Regions from separate parts of the Homo sapiens genome. Here region 2 is linked to region 1. A link is an interaction called in ENCODE POLR2A ChIA-PET data of the cell type or tissue named here. Cell type or tissue: CD4-positive, alpha-beta T cell. All regions are shown on one strand. Links, peaks and the distances in the headings refer to the core of each region. The heading gives the core; the rest is flanking DNA. Region 1 has its middle 62 kb from the start of CD2. Region 2 overlaps CD2 (CD2 molecule).

The links. ChIA-PET counts read pairs that join two places held together with the same protein. Peaks named below come from ENCODE experiments on the same cell type or tissue, not always from the same donor. Only the 100,000 strongest peaks of a DNase experiment are listed, where the experiment ranks them.
Region 2: POLR2A ChIA-PET joins it to region 1 with 53 read pairs; 14 of 35 experiments call an interaction of 5 or more read pairs at or near these places.

The regions. Positions count from the first base shown.
Region 1 is chr1:116,814,119-116,819,497 of GRCh38, reverse strand. No RefSeq gene overlaps it. Among named protein-coding and RNA genes, the nearest start is that of CD2, 62 kb to the right of the region's middle. RefSeq lists an enhancer at 1,557-1,851. In CD4-positive, alpha-beta T cell, for the core only: CTCF peaks have their summits at 1,539 and 1,739 (motif pointing right); DNase peaks (open chromatin) are centred at 1,717 and 2,897; H3K4me3 peaks cover 680 bases.
Region 2 is chr1:116,762,306-116,767,684 of GRCh38, reverse strand. CD2 (CD2 molecule) reads right to left here. Exons shown (of 5, transcript NM_001767.5): 4 at 3,079-3,201. Among named protein-coding and RNA genes, the nearest start is that of CD2, 11 kb to the right of the region's middle. In CD4-positive, alpha-beta T cell, for the core only: CTCF peaks have their summits at 3,222 and 3,423 (motif pointing left); DNase peaks (open chromatin) are centred at 454, 2,924, 3,404, 4,124 and 2 weaker places; H3K4me3 peaks cover 2,515 bases; H3K27ac peaks cover 5,000 bases.

The sequences.
Region 1 (5,379 bases), core at 331-5,330:
TGAAGGGGGGTTGGACATAGGTGTTTACAGTGTGCCTTTCATGGGATACCCTTTACCTAGCAGATGGCCTAATGTCTAGTTACCCAACCCACGACCGCAAGGGTCCCTCATGTGGGAAACTTGTTTATACTGGCAGACGACTTCTGGCTTATGATCCAGTTTATGCCTCCATCACTCTAGCATTGGGATCCTGACCTTGTGTTCTCCCCAACATCATGGGAAAAACCCAGCCTGGGGCAGCCTGTCCCTGGGTCTCATGAGGCAGGAATGAAGAGTCAGATAGAAAGAAAGGGTTGGGAGAGAGGGAGAGAGCACACGTGCATGGCAATAAGCAGCATGTATAAAGGAATAGGATGTGGGTGACTCTCAGTTCTTGGGCAAACGCCTGAGTGGTTTTTTTAAAGGAAGCGGTGGGAAAGTGGGGAGTCCAGTCTGCTAGGTGGTAGAGAGGACTCTAAGTTCTTATTTCTGGCTACCAGCTTGAGCCATTTGGGTGTGGGTGTAGTGTAGGACTGAAACTTGTATCAAGGGTGTCTGAGACCTGATTTTGATTTTGGTATGAGACAGTTAAACTTGTATTCAAAATGGATGCCGAGATAACCTAAAATGGTAAAAAGTCACTATTTTGCAGCATTTGGAAACCATAATCCCTTGGCAAAAAAACAAAATAATAATTTTATAAAGGAACACACAAAATAGCAGTGACCTTATGTAATAAGACATGACTGGCTTAGTAAGAACTGAGCTTAGACACCACTGGGAAGAGTTAAATGCCATTTTTTTCCCAACGTATCCGTGGGCACTTGGGCCTCCCTTCTGTCTTTGCATCATTAACTTATGTAGTTATGGGATTTATTAAGTAAAGGAGGATCTTCTTTTGGGAAAAGAGAATTAGGATCTTGACTTCTCCCGCCACTTGCCCCACTTTGAAGTTTAAGAACATAAATGTGTGTTGATGGACTGGGGTGGCTCTGATTGAGATCAGAGTGAAGGAGTTAACTATGGTACCTTCAAAAGGAGAGAGTCTGGACCCAGAAGCAACCTACTCCATCCAAGTAGGTCTTAGAGGAAATGAGTACAGTATATGCAAATAGAAAAAAATAGCCCCTTAACTGTGTAAAATGTAGGTGTTGAGGACTGACAGTCCTAAATTGGATTTGTGGTGGTGTGTCTTTTGGCATGTTGCCTACTTCTGTCTAAGTCTCATCTATGAAGAGGACATATAATAATAATATGCATAACTCCTAATATTTAAATGAGGAATAAATATGAAACAATTGATGTAAAGTACTGAGTGCTATATGTAGCACATAATAAATGCTCAACAAATGTTATATATAAAACTACTAATCACACATATATCACTAAAGAGCTGAATCACTTGGGATTTTGGCATTTTCAATATGGGACATTCCTAGATGACTTGAATACTGAGGTCTTTATTATATCTTGGAGGATTCATCTTCATCTGGGAGATCTGGTCAATTCTTGCAGCTGGCAGTGAAAACAAGAGAGTACTAGGAGAGTTAGAGAAAGGTGTCCAGCTGGGCTCCATCTCTGCAGCCCTGCAGAGCTTTGACGTGGTTGTCTAATCACCACCACCAGGTGTGAAATGGTGGAGTGGGAAGCCTAGGAGACCAGCAGGTGGGGCCATCCCAAGAAAGTGTGGGGAGGTCCCCAGATAGCCATGGAGTGCAGCCCCTCTAGTGTTGAGTGAGTTTCTGCTCTCCCAGCAGGGGGCAGCAAGTGACGAGGACAGCCATTTAACTCAGGGGAATCACAGTCACTTGGGAAGAGAAACCCTAGGTAAACAGCAAATTTCTTATTAATTTGTGATGTAGTGATTCAGAGTGATTTCAATATTAAAGTAAATGTGACTGTATTTTGCAGTCACATGCTGGCAGGGCCAGAGCCTGTGGGTAATAATAAACATATTATTGTCAATCAATGTTAACAAAAGACTTGGGCAAATCACAGCAGAATGAATGCAGATTGCAAAATAAACACATGAAAGTATTTCAGCCTCACCAGTACAAAAAATGTAAATTTAAACAAGGTAGCATTTTTAATCTGCCAAACTATCAAAACATTTTTAAAAATAATAACTTCTGACTAGTTTCGAAAAAATTTTATGCTTTGGATCCTGTTTGTACATCATCTTATTTAGTCCTAATAGTAGTAAGGACCAATCTCATTTTATGACTGAAGAAACAATCTCCAAGAACTTGAATGATATAAAGATGTCAATTTGAGGCCGGGCACGGTGGCTCACGCCTGTAATCCCAGCACTTTGGGAGGCCGAGGCGGATCCGCCTGAGGTTGGGAGTTTGAGACCAGCCTGGCCAGCATGGTGAAACCCCGTCTCTACTAAAGAAAAAAAAAAAAAAAGAAATTAGCCGGGCGTGGTGGCGGGCGCCTGTAATCCCAGCTACTCGGGAAGCTGAGGCGGGAGAATCGCTTGAACCTGGGAGGAGGAGGTTGCAGTGAGCTGAGATCTCGCCATTGCACTCCAGCCTGGGCAACAGGGCGAGACTCCGTCTCAAAAAAAAGATGTCAATTTGAATATACATGTTAACCTCTTCTTTATCCTGAGAAGCTACTGAAATGATAAATAATTATTTGTTGTTGAAGGCTGTCTTGTGTATCGCAGGACGCTTAGCAGCATCACTGGGCTTTACCCACTAGACACCAGTAGCAACCCCAACTCAGTTGTGGTAACCGAAAATTATCTGCAGTATGCCAGATGTTCCCTGGGGGACAAATTCACCATGAGTTGAGAATCACTGGGATATGGGCTATCTGAGAGTGAGAAATTTCAACAGAATTCTTGCAAACTGGTGTTTGAAAGAGTAGGCTGGAAGAAACCACAGCTTGATGTGCCCACAGAGCCACCGTAGGGTGCAGACAGGATGACAGCTGGCTGGCCCGCAGCACCTCAAGGCTCAGAAACTTCCGGCACCAAAAGGCAGAGTCAGAGAATTAAAAATTAGATTAATTAGAATTCTGTTTAGATAATAATTTGATTCCTGGTCCATCTTAAAACATGAGTATGAAGAACTTTGGCAGGAAGATCTTTAGGAAAATGGGAGACTTAAAAGAATACTTGATGTAATGGTGCCAAATGTGAACTATAAGGAGAACAATGCAAGAAGAAAAGCACAATTAAAAATGCCAGCCTAAAGAAAAAGAGACAGAGAAGTCAATGCATAATATTAATATACAACGTGTTGAATAATATTTGTGCAGTTACAACAATTATTATTTTGTTAATTATAACATAACAAATATATTAATGGTAATTATAACAAGATATTATTGTTATATTACTTAATAATTGTAGATTTATTATTGCTTTGCTTAAACACAGCGATATAAGTTTATTGGGAGGATGTGAGAAGAAAAGAGTGAGGAAGTGTGGAGTTGATGTAAATTAGCTAAGTCCTAATCTTTTGCAGCAGTAAATGAATAGATAATGTCTAAAATTTTGAAATTATGAAATAAACATATTATTGTAAATACCTAAAATAATCTAAAAACATTAAGAGTAGTGGCATCTGGGCTGTGAACAGGAGGGCAGAGCACGGTAGGCCAGGGGACTGGTGTCTTTTATTATGTCTTTTGAGAATACTGATTTTTAAAATAATCTATGTTATTTTGATAAAAAATTTATAATATCTAGAGCTGTTGAAACTGTAATGAGAGGAACACTCTCATTTGTTGCTAGTAGAAAAGAGTGTCTTGAAAGAACTTTTCTGAAAAATAGTGTAACAGCTTCTATCAAGAGCCTTAAAATATTCATAGCCTCCAGGAATGCATCCTTAGGAAAAAACTAGAAATGTGGGCCAAAACTTATATAAAAAGCTGAATATCATGTTATTTGTAACAGCAAAAAGTTGGAAACAACTTAAATATCCAGCAGTTGGGGAGTGGCCAAATGAATGGGTAGCTATACACCTTTAAATATGTGTACGAAGAACTTTATGTGGAGACAGGCTTACAAAATGAGAAGTAGAAAAAAAGCAGGGTATACAACTGCTTCAAAGTCCTTAACTGTGTTAAAACACGGATGTGCAGAAATAGAACTAGAAGGGAATGTACTACCATGTTAACACTGGCTATCTCTGGGATTTGGGTAAATTTTATTTTCTTCTCATTTTTTTCTCAGTTTTCTAATTTTTCATCAGTCAGTATGTATTAATTTTATAAGCAGAAAGAACATTAATGTTACTATTTTAAAAGAAAAAGTAATAATCTTGAGTACAAAATATTTTGCCACAAAACAAAACCTGTCGCTGTGTGGCCAAGGCCTGGAGGGTGAGGGGGGAAGGTTGCTGTTACCTTTTTCAGGCCTTCCTGGAACCCATAAAGGTTGATTTCCCACTTTACAGTCAGCTAGAGACTAGGACTGGAACAAAAGACTAATGGAGGGTTTCACTTTGCATAATTAGTTTAGTTCATCAAGGCCTTGGAACATGCATTCATTTTCACCCCCAGTCTAATGGAGGCAGTGACGTTTGTTGTCATTTTCATGTGTCTGAATCTGTGGAGCTGGAATTCTGAGACTCTTTCCTTAAGTTTCAGGTAGCAAAACAACAGATGACTGATGATGCTTTCTTTTATAGTGGTTTTGGCCAATAAGCGAGACTTAACAAGATATGGATAAAAAACTACAAATAAGACATTATTATTTGAGAGTCATTTTTGGGGGTTCTTTTCCTAATAAAATGTACTTTTTCACCAAAATGCCAAATCAAAAGATTCTATCACTTATTAATAGTACAAAATGGAACAGTGGTTCTTAGACTTCAGAGTTGTTAATCATCTGAGAAATGTGTTTAAGATGCAGAGTACTTAGCCCAATCCCCAAAGACTCTGATGCATACAGTCTAGGGTAAGCTCATGTTTTTGCATTTTCAACAAATACCATAAGTTGATTTTGATGCTTGTGTTTCTTGGACCAATCTTTGATAGTTATAGAGTAAGATTTGAAGAAGTCTGTACCCATGGAAGTAAATTAAATACCTTCCAAACTAAAAATGATTTGTTATTAATCACGGCTTAATCGAACTAGTTTTCTTTAATTTATGAATAAATACTTAAACTTTCAGTAAAAGATTGGTAGGTTAAACATGGGGAATTTAAGGAATAGTTATCTTTATCCCATCTGGAACTCCAATAAAATGACAATTTTTGTAAAAGTCATAAATCCACAAGAACAAAGAAAACATGAGAAAAGATGACCCTAGAAAAAGGATGTCAACAAAAGCTTGGAAGTCTTAAAGCGGGTAGACAAATGCTGAATGATATAGCAGCATGGAGGAAACTCCATGTGCAATAGGGGAAGCTATAATGGGAAGCCAATTTGCTCAAGTGAGCCTC
Region 2 (5,379 bases), core at 294-5,293, 52 kb after region 1:
ACCCAAGGCCGTCTTTGCAGTGGCTCCAGAGGGAGGTAGGAAGAGAAGTTTTTCCCTGGGGTGAAATAATTACCTCTTTTTTTTTTTTTTTTTGAGTTGAAGTTTCACTCTTGTTGCCCAGGCTAGAGTGCAATGGTGCGATCTTGGCTCACTGCAGCCTCTGCCTCCCAGGTTCAAACAATTCTCCTGCCTCGGCCTCCTGAGTAGCTGGGATTACAGGCGTTCACCACCACGCCCGGCTAATATTGTATTTTTAGTAGAGATGGCGTTTCTCCATGTTGGTCAGGCTGGTCTCGAACTCCCGACCAGGTGATCTGCCTGCCTTGGCCTCCCAAAGTGCTGGGATTACAGGTATGAGCCACCGCACCCAGCTGAAATAATTACCTCTTACATCTTTATGGAGATGTGTGGCTGGGGAAGCACAAGCCCTCTCTAAGCATCACCCTGTAACTTCCGGATGTTGATTCAAACCAGATGGCCTCCTCTGACTACATGAAATGTGAGCATCAGATGGCTTTGAGTGTAGAGTCAAAGTTAGACAATGTGATTTTGATACCTAAATGGCTCGTGTGCTCTAAGCACAAAGAGGAAAGGGCCTCCAGAAAGGACAAAACACATCCTCTATGCCATCTTCCGTGCCCTGCAGTCATTGCTTAGGTTATGTCCAGTAGACTGTGGAGAGGGCTCTAACCCCTGGCCCTAGTTCTGAATTATGGGGCAGTGGGTGGTCCTTCTTCATCTCCTATGTGGCAAGCTTGCACTGGCCATTGGTTTACTACTCTGTTCACCCACTATTTTTGTTTTTTATTTGTTTTGTTTTTTTGAGACAGGGCCTTGCTCTGTTGCCCAGACTGGAGTGCAGTGTGTGATCGTATCTCACTGCATTCTTGATCTCCCGGGCTGAAATGATTCACCCACCTCAGCCTCCTGACTAGCTGGGACTACAGGCATACACCAATGCACCCACCTAATTTTTAAGTTTTTTTTTTAAAGTAGAGACCAGGTCTCACTATATTGCCCAGGCTGGTCCCAAACTCCTGAGCTCAAATGATCCTCCTGCCTCGGCCTCCCAAAGTGCTGAGATTACAGATATGAGCCACCACACTTGGCCCATACACCATTTGGTTCATTTGTCCTTCCAACATTTATTCCTCATCTTCCAAGTGTTAAGTGTCATTGTGACTTAGACACAAATTGTCCTCAGGAAGCCTAAAATCAAGTAAGAGGCAAACAAGAACTGAAAATCGCAATGTCAATTTCTGTGAAGAGCCCAGGGCCACCAGAAAGTGTAGACAGAGGCACATGAGCTCTGGTAGGAGGAATGGGGTGTAGCCACATGGCTGAGACTGCAGGCAGGGTTGGACAGACAAGGTTGGCTACGGCTCTGTGCACCCTGCCTGGTTCAAGCAGGACAGTGGGTCCTCAGCCTACCCACTCCAGCAGCTGCAGCTGGCGCCTAAATGTGTGCTCCCAGGAATTCCTCCAGGCTCATTGTCCTTCTCCCTTGTTTGCATCTCCTGGTTACTCAACCCAGGGCATGACTGGAATGAGGCAAGCGAGGCTGACAGGCATGCAGTTTAAAGACACACCAACTTTCAGGTTGTGCAAGGGCAGGCCAGCCTCCTTAAATTCTATGCCTTAAATTCTGGGCTCCTTGCCTCGGCCTAGGCCTGAGTCAACCTACTGGCCATAGGATTTAAGGCAAATAATTGAACCTCACTGAACTTAAGCTTCCTCATCTGTGTTGTTATCTATCTCCTAAGATCACTCTGAAAGCTGGATGCACTAATAGACATAAAACACAGAGACTAACGACTTTTTTATCAGCATGAGCTAACCATCATTCTTCTCAGCCTGGTGATGGCAGAGATTGCCTTGTCTTGGGGTGACAAGTGAGGTCCACCTTGGAAGAAGATATGGTCTTTGACCATTAGTCAATGGAGAAGGAGCATGGAGAGGAGCATGGAGAACAGCCAGAGCTGGGCACAGAGGAGGATAAGCCAGGCATGCCTAAGGGCCCTGCCAGCGATTCTGCTGTGCTGTGGTGGAAAGTGTGGGACAGTCGTGGTGGGAAGAATGGGACTAAGTTCAGGATGATGTTTCGGGGCCTGGGCTGGGGGTAGTGACGTGATGGGACGTGGGGCTGAGGGACCGCAGCCTGATGGGGAGGCAGAAGGAGAACTGAGGAAGAAATCTGAGGTAAAGAAGCCAAATCCAGAGGGCACGGGGCCCAAGGCCACCGGTGCCTGGGGAAGTTTGGACCACCTCCCTGGGCAGCACTGGAAGCAGCTGGTGTGGCTGTGCCTGCCGGTTCTAGGGAGAGACCAAGTCCTGCTGTGAACGTGAATTGCAGAGAACCCCAGGGCCTGTTCCCTTGGCTGCAAGTCCCGCCAATGGCTGACACCCTCATCTGTGCCCCCCACAGTGACCCCGGGTTGGCCATTCTCTGAAGTGTTCTGCCTTGGGTGGCCTGGATGCTCCCTAAGCCGGCTCCCCACTTGCAAGCATAACCTTTTCATTGCTGATAGATTGTCAGACAGGCCTGATCTGAGGAAAAACTCTCAACCCTAACACATCCCTCGAACAGAGAATTAGCAAAGGGGGCACAGGCACCCTGCTTTAGAACAGCTGTTTTCCTGTGACTACCTGATGACCTGAATGATTTTCCCTGTGTTTCTAGGAGCTTGGTCCTGAACTCACCTTGGGCCACCCATAGATAGGACATTTATTCCTAGAAACGGTGTTTTGGAGCTAACCTTTCTGCCTATGTAGAGAAGTGTGGCTCATTCAAAAGATGTTCACATTAGCCTGTCACCAAGTAGGCCTCAGTGGTGGATTCCAATGAGGCCAACTGGATTCAGTGTCTCAAAGCTCCCACATTGTCACCACTAAGAATTTGTTTTTCAAAAATCAAGCTAACCACAAAATGAAACAAGCTATAACCGCTGACTACAACCCTGACATTCCGAAACTACCTATTTCCATCATTTTCTCTGCAGATTCAAGGTGTCATCCCCATGAGCTGTTTCATGGGGATTTTGCTGGGGCCTGCGGTGGGACAAAAGAGGGGGAGCTTACCATTTCTCCGACTCCTCTGTTTTTTCCTTTTGGTGATATAGAAAACGAGCAGTGCCACAAAGACCATCAAGAGGCTGCCTCCTCCACATATGCCAATGATGAGATAGATGTCCAGACCTTTCTCTGCAAAAGGAAGAGAAGTGGGATGGCTGGGAGGGGTCCAGGCAGAGAGCCCATTACTCTGGCCAAGGATGCTGCCTCCTGCATCAAGCAGATAGAAGAGCTTGTTGGGACCTTTCACCCCATAACTCCCAGGCTCACAGAGGGTGGTGAGTGGTGTCAACCCTGGAAGGACCCAAGGTCCTTGGGAAGCTCCCTCTGCAGGCTCTTTGGGAAACTGCTCTCAGGGGCTAGAAATGCCTGATTGTTCATGCACCAAGGCCGGCCTGCCCACTGCCCCCGTCATGGAAAGCATCACGAAATTTTAGATCCGAGGATCTTAGAGATACTCTAAATGCAACCTCTAGCTTCAAACATGAGGCCCTGAGAGGGAGAATGAGTTGCCCGAAGCCACACAATATCTGTTCCTGAGCATTTCCCTTAAGCAGCCCCTTGTCTCGGTGTTTCTGCACTGTTGATCCTGCTCTCGTCTCTGGCTACCCCCACTGCACCATGATTCCTTCTCACTGTCTCTACCAGGCAGTTTCCAAACACTCAGGGTAAATATTTCACTTGTCCAGCCCAGCACTCTGACCTCACGGCCAGCACCCTCTCACAGAGTTTCCCTGGAGCCACGAGAGAAACCCGGGTGCACAGTGCGTTAGTAACAGCAGTGGGCTTAGTCTTCAGTTGCTGGACCTTCAGTCACTGTAATGCAATGAGGAAAACAGTGACTTTGGTGTTAAGGGAAATGGGTTTGGTCTAGGCTTTTTTAGGCAGGAGCTGTGTGAACTTTGGAGAGTTACTTCACCTCTCTGAGCCTGTTTCCTTCTTTGTAAAGTGGAGATAATGAAACCTACATCATAGGGTGGCTGTTGGAAGTCAATCAGATAATGGATATGAAAGTGCTTTGTAAACTGTAAAACAACACAAATGTGAGGTCTTGCTCTTACTAGTGTTCTCGCACTGGTGTTTCTGGGAGCTGTTTCCCAGCAACAGGGGAAACAGGAGGGGTTCTAGGGCTGTCTGCCCTTTGTGAGTCAATAGCAGTTAGAAAAGCAGCAGTGGGGCTCGGGTCAGGGGACGGGGTCATCTGAAGAACAAACTGGAACTTGGCCCAGCATCACAAAAGAAATGCTTCTCCAGGCAAAAACATACCAGGGAGACACTGTTATACATGAAGCCCAGGATGGGCCCCAAGGAGAGGGTCAGAGGCTCAGAAACCAAGTTTAACAGATCATCAAACTGTGGTGGTTTATTCATCTTGGCTTTCTTTCCTCGAGTCTCTCTCTGACCCATTCTTTGCCTGCCAGTTACACAACTCTCTAAGCTCTACTGATGAAGAGGCCTCCACCAGAGAAGCAGACATAATCTTAAACCATTGAAATTGGGTCAGTAAAGGATTCAGGGCCCTTTAGGCCCTGCTGGCTTGGACGAGGGGCAGGAGATACCAGAGGCCACTTCCTGCTGAGCTTGAGAACTTTTCAGATTTGACCCGGGGTGGGGCAGGGCAGGCCTGAAATGCTTTGGGGAGCACATGGCTAAGTCATGCAGCCACCAGCTCCATCTTCCCTCCAAGTCATCGGGTAGGGTGGCCACAATTTTATCTTGGGCACATGCAGGAATGTAGGCAATGCCTTACACAGCCTGCTCTCCAGTTTGTCCAGGGTGGTGCCCTGGGGCACCTGGTAGTACTTTTGGTGGGGAATGTTCCATCATGTTTCAGAAGCAGCGGTGGCACTGTCAGTCAAAAATATGCCCTCCCAGTTCCTAAATCCAGGCATACTATCTTCCAACAGTATCTCTTGGAGATCACATGCCCATGAGTTTATGTGACAAATTATTTTTGTGCATCTGAATCTGTTCCTTCCTCCTAGTATTTTGATTTTAAGTATGTAAACACTCACCTAATCTGAGCCAAATGGTCAGACTCTGACCATTGCTCCTCTCTGCCTTGGCCTTTCAGAATAAAACTTCCAAATCCCTTTTCGGGTCTTCAAGAGCAGCTCCTCCACCCTAATCTCTCCCCAGGTATTCTTCCCATCTCCCTAGTGGTCCTTCTCGCAATGAGCTTCTGCTCTGCACCATAGAGTAAGGGACATAAGTGTTCCAGCCTTCAAACCTTGGCTGCTCCCAAGGTCCTCCCTCTCTCCCTCCTTCCATCCCTAATACACACACATATTTATACTTGTGGGCTCCAGT